2 separate regions of the Homo sapiens genome follow, and region 2 is linked to region 1. The links are chromatin contacts, found by Hi-C in ENCODE. All regions are on one chromosome and are shown on one strand. The core of a region is the stretch at or near the end of the contact, and the rest is flanking DNA. Distances in the headings are between cores, read along the strand shown. Region 1 holds the start of TIMM23B-AGAP6 (TIMM23B-AGAP6 readthrough (NMD candidate)). Region 2 holds the start of SGMS1-AS1 (SGMS1 antisense RNA 1).

What was found. Hi-C counts contacts between places; a loop is a spot of excess contacts on that map. Pooled maps may share reads with other maps.
Region 2: a loop to region 1 is called in a map of gastrocnemius medialis, with 8 times the contacts of the local background. The contact joins the promoter of SGMS1-AS1 here to the promoter of TIMM23B-AGAP6 in region 1. A Hi-C loop is called at or near these places in 3 of 168 maps with a recorded cell type or tissue (CD4-positive, alpha-beta memory T cell, gastrocnemius medialis and naive thymus-derived CD4-positive, alpha-beta T cell) and 14 of 50 pooled maps.

What each region holds. Positions count from the first base shown.
Region 1 is chr10:49,938,872-49,944,540 of GRCh38, reverse strand. It overlaps TIMM23B-AGAP6 (TIMM23B-AGAP6 readthrough (NMD candidate)), which reads right to left and starts at 2,488. Exons shown (of 17, transcript NR_158661.1): 1 at 2,241-2,488; 2 at 1,183-1,306. PARG (poly(ADP-ribose) glycohydrolase) reads left to right here and starts at 2,514. Exons shown (of 18, transcript NM_003631.5): 1 at 2,514-3,032. The coding sequence starts at 2,816. It overlaps TIMM23B (translocase of inner mitochondrial membrane 23 homolog B), which reads right to left and starts at 2,488. Exons shown (of 7, transcript NM_001290117.2): 1 at 2,241-2,488. The coding sequence starts at 2,346. RefSeq lists an enhancer at 2,604-2,673.
Region 2 is chr10:50,622,549-50,628,217 of GRCh38, reverse strand. SGMS1-AS1 (SGMS1 antisense RNA 1) reads right to left here and starts at 3,267. Exons shown (of 4, transcript NR_126411.1): 1 at 3,027-3,267; 2 at 1,413-1,548. It overlaps SGMS1 (sphingomyelin synthase 1), which reads left to right and starts at 4,262. Exons shown (of 11, transcript NM_147156.4): 1 at 4,262-4,511. RefSeq lists silencers at 3,095-3,724, 3,849-4,006, 4,055-4,314, 4,575-4,914 and enhancers at 3,865-4,393, 5,105-5,504.

The sequences.
Region 1 (5,669 bases), core at 1,239-3,738:
AGGTTGAGAATCCTTGGGTCATTACCACAGGTATGTGGGTCTGTGCAAAAGAAAACACAAACTTTGAGAGGGCCAGACCTGAATTCACTAACATTGAAAACAGTAAAACCTATCATCTTTGGATCCTTCTGTATCTCAGCAGTTATTTACAAACCTATGCATCACCCATGCCTCTATCTTTTCATCAATTAGGAGTCCTGCTTGTTCTATTTTTAATACCCATTTTGAATTGTGTTACTTATCTTCTCTATTGCTACCATCCTAGTCCAACCATCATATCTCACAGCAACAATTTCCTAACTCCTTGCTTTCTCTTACCCCTTCAATTCACTGTCTACATAGCAACTACGTGATTTTTCTTAAGAAAATCGAAACTCCTTACCATAACTTACAAAATCCTACATTAGCTGTCATTCCCTACCTCTCTGATTTCACAAGCTTCAATTGATCCAACTCCCTTGTAACTACGAAGACAGACTGGCCTAAGAGCTGTTCCTTAAACATGCCAAATTTGTTTTGTTTCAGGACATTTGCACTAGCTATTTTCCTGGATACTTGCCTCCCAAGCATTTGTACTGTATTTGGGTCACAGCTCAAATGTCAACTCCCTTGAGATGTTTTCCCTAATCCGCTCTAAAATGGCATCCTGCTTCCATCACAATCTCATGACTCTGCTTTATTCCCTTTACAGCACTTATCACTAAAGGCAATGTTTTAATTTATGTTTGTTGGTTTACCTCAGTATTATGTAAGCTCTGTGAGCGCAAGGGTCCTCTTTTCAAAAAAAAAAAAAAAAAAAAAAACCCACAAAAACCACTATAGTCCTGCCCCCAGAAAAGTAGCTAGCACACTGTAAAAGCTCAGTAAATGGTGTTCATTCCCTGGTCCCCCAATTTACCTTCAAATCTTAATCAAATTAATTTAACAATATTGTCACATTAAGGAAGTGTATATGCCCTTTGTGCTCTGAAACTCAGAAATACTAAGATTAATATGAAACTGTGTTCTAAACAGGTAAAGTAGTAGCTCAGGCCTAGGAATCCCAGCATTTTGGGAGGCCGAGACAGGAGGATGGCCTGAGTTCGAGAGTTTGAGACCAGCTTGGACAACACAGGGAGACCCCATCTCCACAATAAGTCAAAAAAAAAATTTTAAAAATTAGCCAGGTGTGGTGGTACGTACCTAGATTCCCAGCTACTTAGGAGGCTTAGAGGGGAGGATTGTTTGAGCTCAGGAGTGCCAGGCTTCAGTGAACTATAATCATGCCACCGCACCCCAACATGGGTGACAGAACGAGGTCCTGACTCTAAAAACAAACAAAAAAAAAACGAAACAAAACACCATGTGTTGTAGATTCAGTTTTTTGACAAAGGTGACACCAGGGAAATGAAAGGTCTTTTATATTTTTTTGCACTAGAGTCAGTCTGAACATATTTCGTTGTTGTTGTTCCTTAGTATAAAATACCTAGAGAAATATTACAAGGATTCTCTAAAAAGAAAGTACTTTCGTAAAGGCTTTATCCACGACCAACTGCCTATCTTTAGGTCCAAGTTCTATTTATCTAGTTGAACAACCACAGTTACAAAGTACCAAAGTTCTGGAAAACATATTCACAAGACCGAGGAGAGGCAAAGGCAAGATATTTATGCCTCTGTATACCTTGATGTTGCCTATTTCCTTTCCTATAATTCTTACCTGGCTTCTTTCTTCATGTCTATATATCACCTTTAAAGTTCAGCTTACTTCCTAGCTCCTAAAGAAGGTTTCCTAGCCTGTCCCAAGTCATATTTATTTCTCACTTACATGCAATATTACTGAATATTCTGCCCTTACGGCTACTTGGAGGCTCAGAATATGTCACTGTGTACTAAAAAGTTAACTACGGGCTTGCTATTTGGAATACATTTACTCCCAAAGCTGGGCTCTACTCTTAAGGGTCAATCACACGGCCCACCACACACAAAACGTACGAGGCTTGGATATAAACCTAAGAAAACATGCATCATCTCGCGAGTCCAGGTCAATCACGGACAGCTTCCCCAGGAGATCCGTGGCCCTTTTTTAGGCCTTTCTATCTTGAAAGAGCAGCCATGCAGATACACTAACCCCACCACTGGTACTTAAGCTTGTAAACGCCAGCAAGGAAAAAAAAACCAACAACATAAAACATGGGACGCGCAACTTTAGTGTAAACGCAAGAACCAGTCAGAAATAATCGCAAGCTAGGCCCCATACTTACGCGGGACGCCAGCCAAATCCGCGTGCGAGTAACCTGCTTCGCCGGCTCCGAAAAAGCCGGCCAATACCCCTGTGGTTTTGTCGCCGCTTCCCCCGCCTCCTTCCATGGTATCGCAGCAAACCGAGTGGTTCCCGCCGCTGCCTCAAGCCTGGGTGGTCCGCTGGGCCGTTACTCCTCAATAACAGCGGGTAACCCCGCGTTGCCAGCGCCTACTTCACACGCTGACATTCCGGGCGCCGGTTCCCGTTAAGCGCCACACTTCCGCTTTGCGGCAGTGTGCGCCCCGGAAGCCGGAAGCGCCTGACGGCAGCTTTCCGGTGGTGGGAAAGTGAACGAATCCCGAATCAAAGCGGCGCATTGAGGCAGGTGGGGTGCCAGTGGAAGAGGGAAGGCAGGCGAGTGTTTACGGCCTGACTTGGGAGGCCGGCGGATCAGCAATTGCAGAAGCAGGCAGCGGCAGAGAGGGAATGGTGCAGGCAGGCGCTGAGAAGGAGGCGCAGTCCATCTCTCTCAGGGTTAGTGAATGAGGCTCTCCGCCCGGGCCGGCCCGGGGACAGTGCGCTGCTGGTCCCAGCATGAATGCGGGCCCCGGCTGTGAACCCTGCACCAAGCGACCCCGCTGGGGCGCCGCTACAACTTCGCCGGCTGCTTCGGACGCCCGGAGCTTTCCCAGCAGGCAGAGGCGCGTCCTCGACCCCAAGGACGCTCACGTGCAGTTCAGGGTCCCACCGTCCTCGCCAGCCTGCGTCCCAGGGCGGGCGGGACAGCACAGAGGCAGCGCCACCTCGCTTGGTACGTGGGAAAATAAAAATCTTTGTCCTTCGCCTCGGCCCGAACCTTCTGGTCTCAGTCTGAGGACCCAGGGGCTCCAGTCACTCCTTTCTGGTCTTGTGTGCATCGTCACTCTTGAGGTCCACTTGCTGAGCTACCAAAGCCACTAGTGGGTGAATGGGGCCGCATTTTTCCCAGTGCGATTGATGTGAGAAACTCTGATGAGCAGTCACTCACAGGGCGGAAAATGGCAGGAGACTCCACCACCTGTTTGCTTCTTCAGGTTTGATTGAGAAATTGCCTTAGTCGTCAAGGAGATCTAATTGTGTATGTAAAACAGTAGGGCGCTTCAGCCTCTAGATAGGAAGAAAACAACTTCACTTGTTCAGATTCTGGGTCCCAGGGTGCAGAGCTATTAGTTTAAGCTGGCATTGTACCCGTCCCTGGTATACAGTGTTGAACGAGAGAAACTTGGCCTCTGCCTTCATACCTTAAAATCTATCTGGAGAGATAGACGATAGCAAAAGTTAATATAATAAAAGGTAATGGATGTTCTGATAGATGAATGACAGATTGTTTTACCTAACTGAATTTATGGAATCGAAAATAGTCCTCCAGAAGATGAGATGCTTATTCTGAGGACTGTAGAATGAGTAGGAGTTAGATGAAGAGGAAGTAAGAAGTGTTTCAGGAGTGCAACCGAGGCCGGGCGCGGTGGTTTTGCCTGTAATCCCTGAGCTTTGGGAGGCTGGGGCGGGTGGATCACCTGAGGTCAGGAGCTCAAGACCAGCCTTACCAATATGGTGAAACCCCGTCTCTGCTAAAAATACAAAAAATTAGCCTAGCGTGGTGGCGGGCAACTGTAATCCCAGCTACTCGGGAGGCTGAGGCAGGTGAGGCAGGAGAATCGCTGGCATCCGGGAGGCGGAGGTTGCAGTGAGCCGAGAGGGCACCATTGCACTCCAGCCTGGGCAACAAGAGCGAAACTCCGCCTCAAACAAAACAAAACAAAACAAAACAAAAACAGGAGTGCAATTGATATATAGAGTGAACGCAAGAGAGTGTGAGAGATGAGGCTGCAGGGTGGTACAGAAAAGTCAGATCAAATTGGATATGTAGACATTGCTAAGGATTTTGAACTCTAAGGGCATTGATAAGCTACTCAAGGGTTTTTAGTAGGGGAGTGACTTGATTAGACTTATTTATTTGTTGAAAAGTCTGTGTGGCTGGTGTGTGGAAAATAAAGAATGGATTGAAAAGGAACTCAAGTGGAGCATCAAGACTCAGTTAAGGAGTTAATCTAGGTTGGAAATAATTGTAGCTTAGGCCTGGATGCTGGCAATAGGGAAGGGGATGGATTCATGAAAGAATGGGATACTTGAGAAGAAATATTTCTGTGCTGGAGAAGTAGATTGGGGAGTTCGTGGCATAAACATTATAATGGATGCTATGGGCATAGATAACATAAACATGTAGAGAAAGTAAAGGTGACCTAGGGCAGATGCCTTAGGAACACCAAAGTTTAAGAGTAGACTGAAGAGAAGCGGCTGTAGAGGTGGGAGGAAAGCCTGGCTTGTGTTGTGTCAGACAAAGGAGATCATTTCAAAAAGGATGCATTCGTTAACAGTGTAAGAGGCTGGGCAGAGCTCGGGCAGTTCTCTGGTGAAGAGTCTACACTTAGATGTCTTCATACTTAGGGGCAGTACCAAGTAGACTTGCACTAGGCCTTGAAGGATGAGGAAGATTTGCTGTATAAATCAAGAGGAGAAAGAATTATACATGCAGAGGAAATAAGACATGCAAAAGTTGGTAAGACTGGAGCATAAGATGACAGAGGAGTGTCTGATGAGGCTGGGTGGCAGACAGGAGCTTATGAAGAAACTCAAATTCCATTTTAAGGAATTTCAACCTTATTCTGTGGTTAATGGAGAAACCACTAAAAAGCTTTTAAGCGTGGGAATACCATTTGGTTAATATTTTAGAAAAGTGGCTTTTGGACTTTTCTAACTGCAACCCACAGCATAAATTTTATCCAGTACACAGAGTAAGAAATATATGTAACCTGGCAAATAAGCCATATTTATAACTGAAATAAATGTTTCATGAAATAATACTTAACCTTACTATGTGTGATGCATTCTTATATTGTCTGTGTTATTTCATTGAAAAATGACTGGTCATTTGTAGTTTGTAGAACACTGGATAGTCAAGGCTGTAGACAGGGAGACTAGTTGCAAGAAACAAATGGCAGTTGTCTAGTAAGCGATGTGTTTAAAGGGTATGAGGAAGGGATGGATTTAAAATTTAGGATGTAGATTTCAGAGAACTTGGTATAGGGGAGAGAGAACTGAAGGTGAACTTCAGGTATACGTTCAGGTGTACTTCAGCTTCTGTGACTGGATAATTTGTGGTTTCATTAACCTTATTTGCATGTAAAGGAGGAGGAGTTAGTTGCAAATAGGGGTGAGGGCAGTCAGTCCTCACTGGTTGGATCTTAATTAAGATTTCTGCAGAAGAGGTACCAAATGAATACTTGGGGCTGTATTTCGCATGTTTAAATGTTTTCTGTATACCTGGCACAGGACACCAATTAACAGAATGTTCGAAGACTATATTTGTATCAAAAGCCCATTGTTTGAATTTTTGGGATTCCTTTAG
Region 2 (5,669 bases), core at 2,018-4,517, 680 kb before region 1:
ATCCCGAGGCTCAGCTGCATCCCTGATCTACCCTGGTATCTTCAAATAAATTCCAAGTTTTTTGTCAATGAATAGAAGCCAAGCAGTTATTGAAGCCAGGAATCCTAGCCAGGTACACAGGAATGAGCACAGAATGTTGAGTATTATCAGATCTAAGCCTCGGGGCCAATACTTGGAATGACCTTTGTTGTCTTCGACTAGCTTTTTTGGTTAGCCTTGGTTTGGAACCCAGGTTGGCCAGAAGAGTTTAAAGAGCTAAGCAGGGGCTCCTAAGGTCTTGCTCCTGTTATTCAGGCTACGTGGCTCTGGATCACATTGAGACAAATTTCCATGGATAGAAACAAAAGTCTCCTTGCTTCCAGAGCACTATTTGAACTTTGACTACAGGTGGTTGGTAGTGATACCTATAGTATCTCCCATTTAATTCCCCAGTTTAGACTGTGCAGAAGACAAATGGATCTTGAAGAATGACTGTGGAATGTCATAAATGTAATCAGATGGGGACTCCAATTTCAGCTGCTCTCCCAGAAGTAGTACCTTTACTGGGGCAGATTAACACATTGGTATGCACCTGGGGCAGATCTGACATTTGGTATGCACTTATTTACCTGGCTAATGCCTTTTCCTCCATACCAATTTGCAAGGTCCATCAGAAGTGATTTGCTGTTACCCAACAGGGCCAACAATATGTCTTCCCAGTGTTGCCACGGGCTCCATTAGTTCTCTTGCTCACTGCCATAATAGTCTGAAGTGATCTTGATTGTTCTGACATTCCACAAAACATCACACTGGTCCACTCTATTGATGACATTATGTGAGCATCATTGGATCCCATGAGTACGAAGTAGTAAGTACTTTAGATGCCTTAGTAAGATGTATGCTAGAGGGTGAAAGAGACCTACAGAGATTAAGGTGGTGAGAGAAGCCCACCTTCTCAATGGTGAGTGATGGCTACTGCTGAAAGGTCCACTGAATAAAACCACATTTTAAATCAGGTAGTTTACCTTCTAAAGGTAGAAAAGTCATTCATTTGGAACCAAACCACCTACTTCAGAATAGCTGTTTTGGTAAGTGAAGCATTTGCTTCAGTATTTGCTCTTAGTATTATTTTTAACAAGATTTCTAATGACAGATTGTGACTTGGAGGTGATTCACTTTTGTTTCCTAGTTGTCTTGACAGCAACGTAATTCATGATATTCTGAGTACTTGAGAATCCAAAAATTTTACAATCCAACAATATGATGTTTATTAAAATTTTCCTAAGAAATACACTGGTAAGCAAGGCACAGTGGCTCATGCTTGTAATCTCAGCACTTTGGGAAGCGGAGGCCTGTGGATTACTTGAGCTCAGGGGTTCAAGGCCAGTTTGGGCAACATGATGAAACAGCCTCGGCCAAAAATAAAAAATTACCTGGGCATGGTGGCTTGCACCTGTGGTCTCAGATACTCAGGAGGCTGAGGGTGGAGGATCACTGGAGCCCTGTAAGTCAAGGCTGCAGGGAGCTGTGATGGTGCCACTGCACTCCAGCCTGGGTGACAGAGTGACTCTGAAGAAAAAGAAAGGGCACTGATAAAAATTCTTTAGGATTGGATGGACTAAAGAGGGAGAACTATTTTTATTCAATTTTTTTTTTTGGTTACAAATAATAGTGACTTAAGGACCATAACTAAATATAATTTCAAGGAGGGGCAACTCTTAGTGTCTCTTATAACCACTTCACACAGAATTTACTTTTACTGCTATGGTGATTTCTCTTTAGATTTCTTTCTGTATTTATTTACGCTTTTATTTTTTATGTATGGTGTATATATCTATGACTTTTTCTCTCTGATTTTATGAAACTGAAATTAAAGTGGAAATACTTCTATGCCCTGCTTTTTTCCATGTGCTATATATATATCATCCTAAAATTACACATGGAAAAAAATTTAAAAGGATTTTATTATGAAACATTTCAAACATATAGAAAATTTGAAAAAAAAAATTATGCCAGTACCTTAGACACACGATTTACATTCAAGAAGTATTAATATTTTGAAAAATTTAGTTATCTTTCATGTGGGGGTGGGGTGCATTTTAAAGTACATCAAAGACCAGATGCTTACTTGGACCTTTGTTTCAGGAAGTCCAGAGCTTACAGCATATTCTGGATAGCACTGGAGAGAAACCAACACGGGAGAGAAAGCAGCCAGCAGTTTTCTGGCACTCCCTTAGTTTGAAAAAATTTACATCACAAGAAAGCAAGCCTTCCTTTCACCTTTTAGGTGCAAACTGATAAACATAACCAGTAGGGCTACTATACTTCACAGAGCCTTGCTCCCAGTAGATACTCAAAACATGCAGTTGAACTGAATTTCAGTTGTTATTTTAAAGCCGTGCTTGAAAAGCGTATGTGACAAATGTACTTTCCTAATCTTCCTGAGAAGAGCAGTACTGTGTCTTACGGGCGAAAAAACCAGAGGAGCCAGGAGTGGAGGGTGCAATAAAACGCCTGCATTGGGGCAGATTGCCTCATTTTGAATCCCTGACTCCTCACTGTGCTTTGGGGAAAACTATGGAAATTTTCACTGCCTAGCTTATTAAAATGGACTGCTTAGCTGAAATATAGAGGCGTCCATGACAACTACCCGGAGGGCTTTGTTAATCATATTGCAGGACTCCACCCGCAGTTTCTGGTTCTGTAGGTCTAGGTGGGGCCGAAAACGTGCATTTCTAACAAATTCTAGGGTGATAGTGACGCGGCAGGTCCCGAGACAACAGGAAACCCAAGGGACTCGAGGCAGGCGCTCAATAAATATTCACTATGAACCTCAGCACCATCGAAGCGGCCCACCAGCAGGGGCCGCGGGGTATGCGCTGCAGGGAAGAGCACGGCCTCTGTCCAATGTCCCTGCCGGTACATCACTCCTCTGCAGGGACTAGGTTAGAACCGGGAGGCAGCCAGAGCAGCGCTCTCGCTGGATAACGGAAGAGGACTCCCTCGCCAACTTCCGCCTCTGGGGAAAAGCGGGGACCCTCCGCCACCTGAGTTCTGTTGTCTCGATTTCGCCGCAGTTTGCTTCTGGCCCGGGCGAGAACCTGTCCTCTGGGCAAGCCAGGGGTCGGTACAGGACTCCTATACCCCAAGGCGAGGCGGAGGCAGGTGCCGAGCGGTGGCCAGAGTCCGGCGCCCAAAGCCCGATGGGAGGGCGTGGCGGGGGAGGACGGTCCCGCCAGCTCCCAGGTCGGTTCCGAGCGCCCGCGGCCCGATGGCCGGGCGGAAGATGGCTGCCCGGAGCGCCGCGGACAGTCACGTGGTACGCCGGGCCCGTAGCCGCGCCCCTTCCCCCGCTCGCCAAGTCCCCGACCCCGCGGGAGGCACGGCCTCGGGCTGCCTGTAGGCCACCGAGGTGCGGCGCGGGCCGGCCAGGGACGGCGGGCATCGGGGCGGGAAGGCCAGCTCTCCCCGCTGTCCATCCTAACTTGGGCGCTGGGGCTTCGCTCGGGGAGCAGAGGAAAACCTTCCTTCAGGCGACTTGCACCACGTGGGGCTACTGGGCATGCGCGGGCTCCGACCCCGGCCTAGCCGCTCTCCGGGTTTTCGCCGCAGCTCGGAGGGGCGGCGGAAGGTGGGCCCCAGGCGGGGCGGGGCGGCTCTGACGCAGTCGGAGTTTTCACCTCGCGCGGTTAGAGCTCTTGCGCCTCCGTCGCGCTCCCAGGCGTCGCCAGAGGCTTTTTTTTTCTGTTGTGGGAGAAAGATGAGAGTCTATGGTTAGAGGTTTGAAAATGGGCCGAATAGTCAGGTCGGCCGTTTCCTAGGAATGATCCATTGGGCATTAATCCCAAGTGTCGCAGCCCTTGGGCTTGGTGGGAAAAAGAATCCAGTAGTAGTTCGCAAACTCGTGCCTGGCTTCCAGCAGGCTGAGTTTGCGTTCCCTGCTTTGTGACCAGCTCTAGCGGCTCCCGTCTCCGGCCCTGCCCCAAGGGATTTACCGTCCCAGATTGTAAAATCTGGCTCCCGCTAGGCCTTACTTAGTGGGCCCCTAAAAACGCTGGGGAAAGCGCCCGCCTCCTCAGTTTCCCATTACTTGAAAGTAAAATTCAAGGGGCCCAAACTGCGACTGTCCCTTGGTTCGGGGTCCCGCTCGGTCCCGGGAGGAGCCCCCCGCGGACCCCGCCCGGCCGGCCCGCCCCCCCGGCCGCAGTGAACACCCGGAGGAGCGGAGTCGCGTCGCGCGGGAAGCCGGGCCGGCTCGGGCAGCGGACTGGGCATGCTCGGCAGCCCGGGAGGCTCGCGGTGGCAAGTCGAAAGCGTTCGCACCAGCGGGGCAGCGGCTGCGGGCGGCAGGCGGCGGGCAGGTCGGGAGTGAGAAGGACCGGCCTGGGCTGACTGCTCTCCCCTCGCGCCTAGGGAGCCGGTCGGAGAGCGCGATTGGGGTGCGGAGCCCCGACGCTGCCCTGCCCCGGATTTCATTCCGCGGCGGGGGCTCCGCGAGCGGAATTCCGGCGGCTGCCGTGACTCCAGTGCAAGTGAGTCGTGGGGCAGGGACAGACAGCCGGCCTCACGGTTGCGGGGGCCGATCGGACACCTGTCTCGCGGGCCCGGCCTTATGCCGGGGAGCAGCGGGCGGGCTGCTCTGGGGCGAGGGGGCGTGAGCGCAGCCCGCGCGGTGCCGCGCGCGTACCTGGCGGGCAGTCCTCCAGAGCTGCTGCTCCCGTGGGTGGTCACAGCGGGGAGGTCCGGCGGCCGGGATCCGGGCTCGGAGGGGGCGGGCCGCCGGCGGGGCTCCCCGGCTAAGTTGGGGCGGGGAGGAAGGAGGAGGCGTCAGTGGGCACCTTTTCAGAGCTACTGCGTGCGGGCTGGAAGGCTGCCTGGTGTCGGATTGGGGCGATCGGGAGGCGGGGAGCCTTTGGGCAGTAGCCCGCCCGGGGTCCGGAGACCCCCACCCAGGGGCCGACTCCAATCACGGCTCCACCCCCACAGCCTAGGTGGCGGTGTGACAGTTGGTACCTTCGGTCCAGATCGCAGCCGGCCAGGCGCCCACTATTTCGGGATCCCCCCACCGTAGCCCCTCGATGCCCCCTGACGACAAAACAGGTGGGACCCCCCCTCCCCGAGGAGCGCTCCCCTTCTCTCCAGGCCGCGTAACAGCCCGCCAGGCTCGCGGGCGGCTCTGAGACCCCGCAGGGCTGCCCCCGCGGGGCGGGGACGTTTAGGGGCAAGGCCTGGAGGGGAATCGGCGCAGCCCAGAACTGGACAGTCTCTCCAGGACGCCGCTTTTCCGTGACAGAGGGGGTCTGCGCTATCCCCCAGCGACGTGTCAAGGGCAAAACAGCAGCAGCAGCGGCTGCCTCTCCCACCGTCTTAACCCGAACTCGGGCTTGTGGCGTCCTCCCGTGGGCCGGATAGAGTGCCCTAGTCCAGCTAACGGATTCAGCCTGGAGCGTTCTGGTGAATGCTGCTTTCCTCTTTGGTGCCGCGAAGTAGAAATCGGGATAAGGGTTGTCATGGCCGGAGGGAGCGAAGAGAATCCAGGCAGGTGCTTCTCAGATGTTTCTTTTCACCTTCAAACAGTACAGACTTCAGCGGTACACGCTTACGAAACCAAGTGAAGGCTGCTTTCTGAAAGGGAAGTTTATTTTCTATGTTCTGGGGCCTGTCGACTATTTTAGCTCCCTTGACATTTA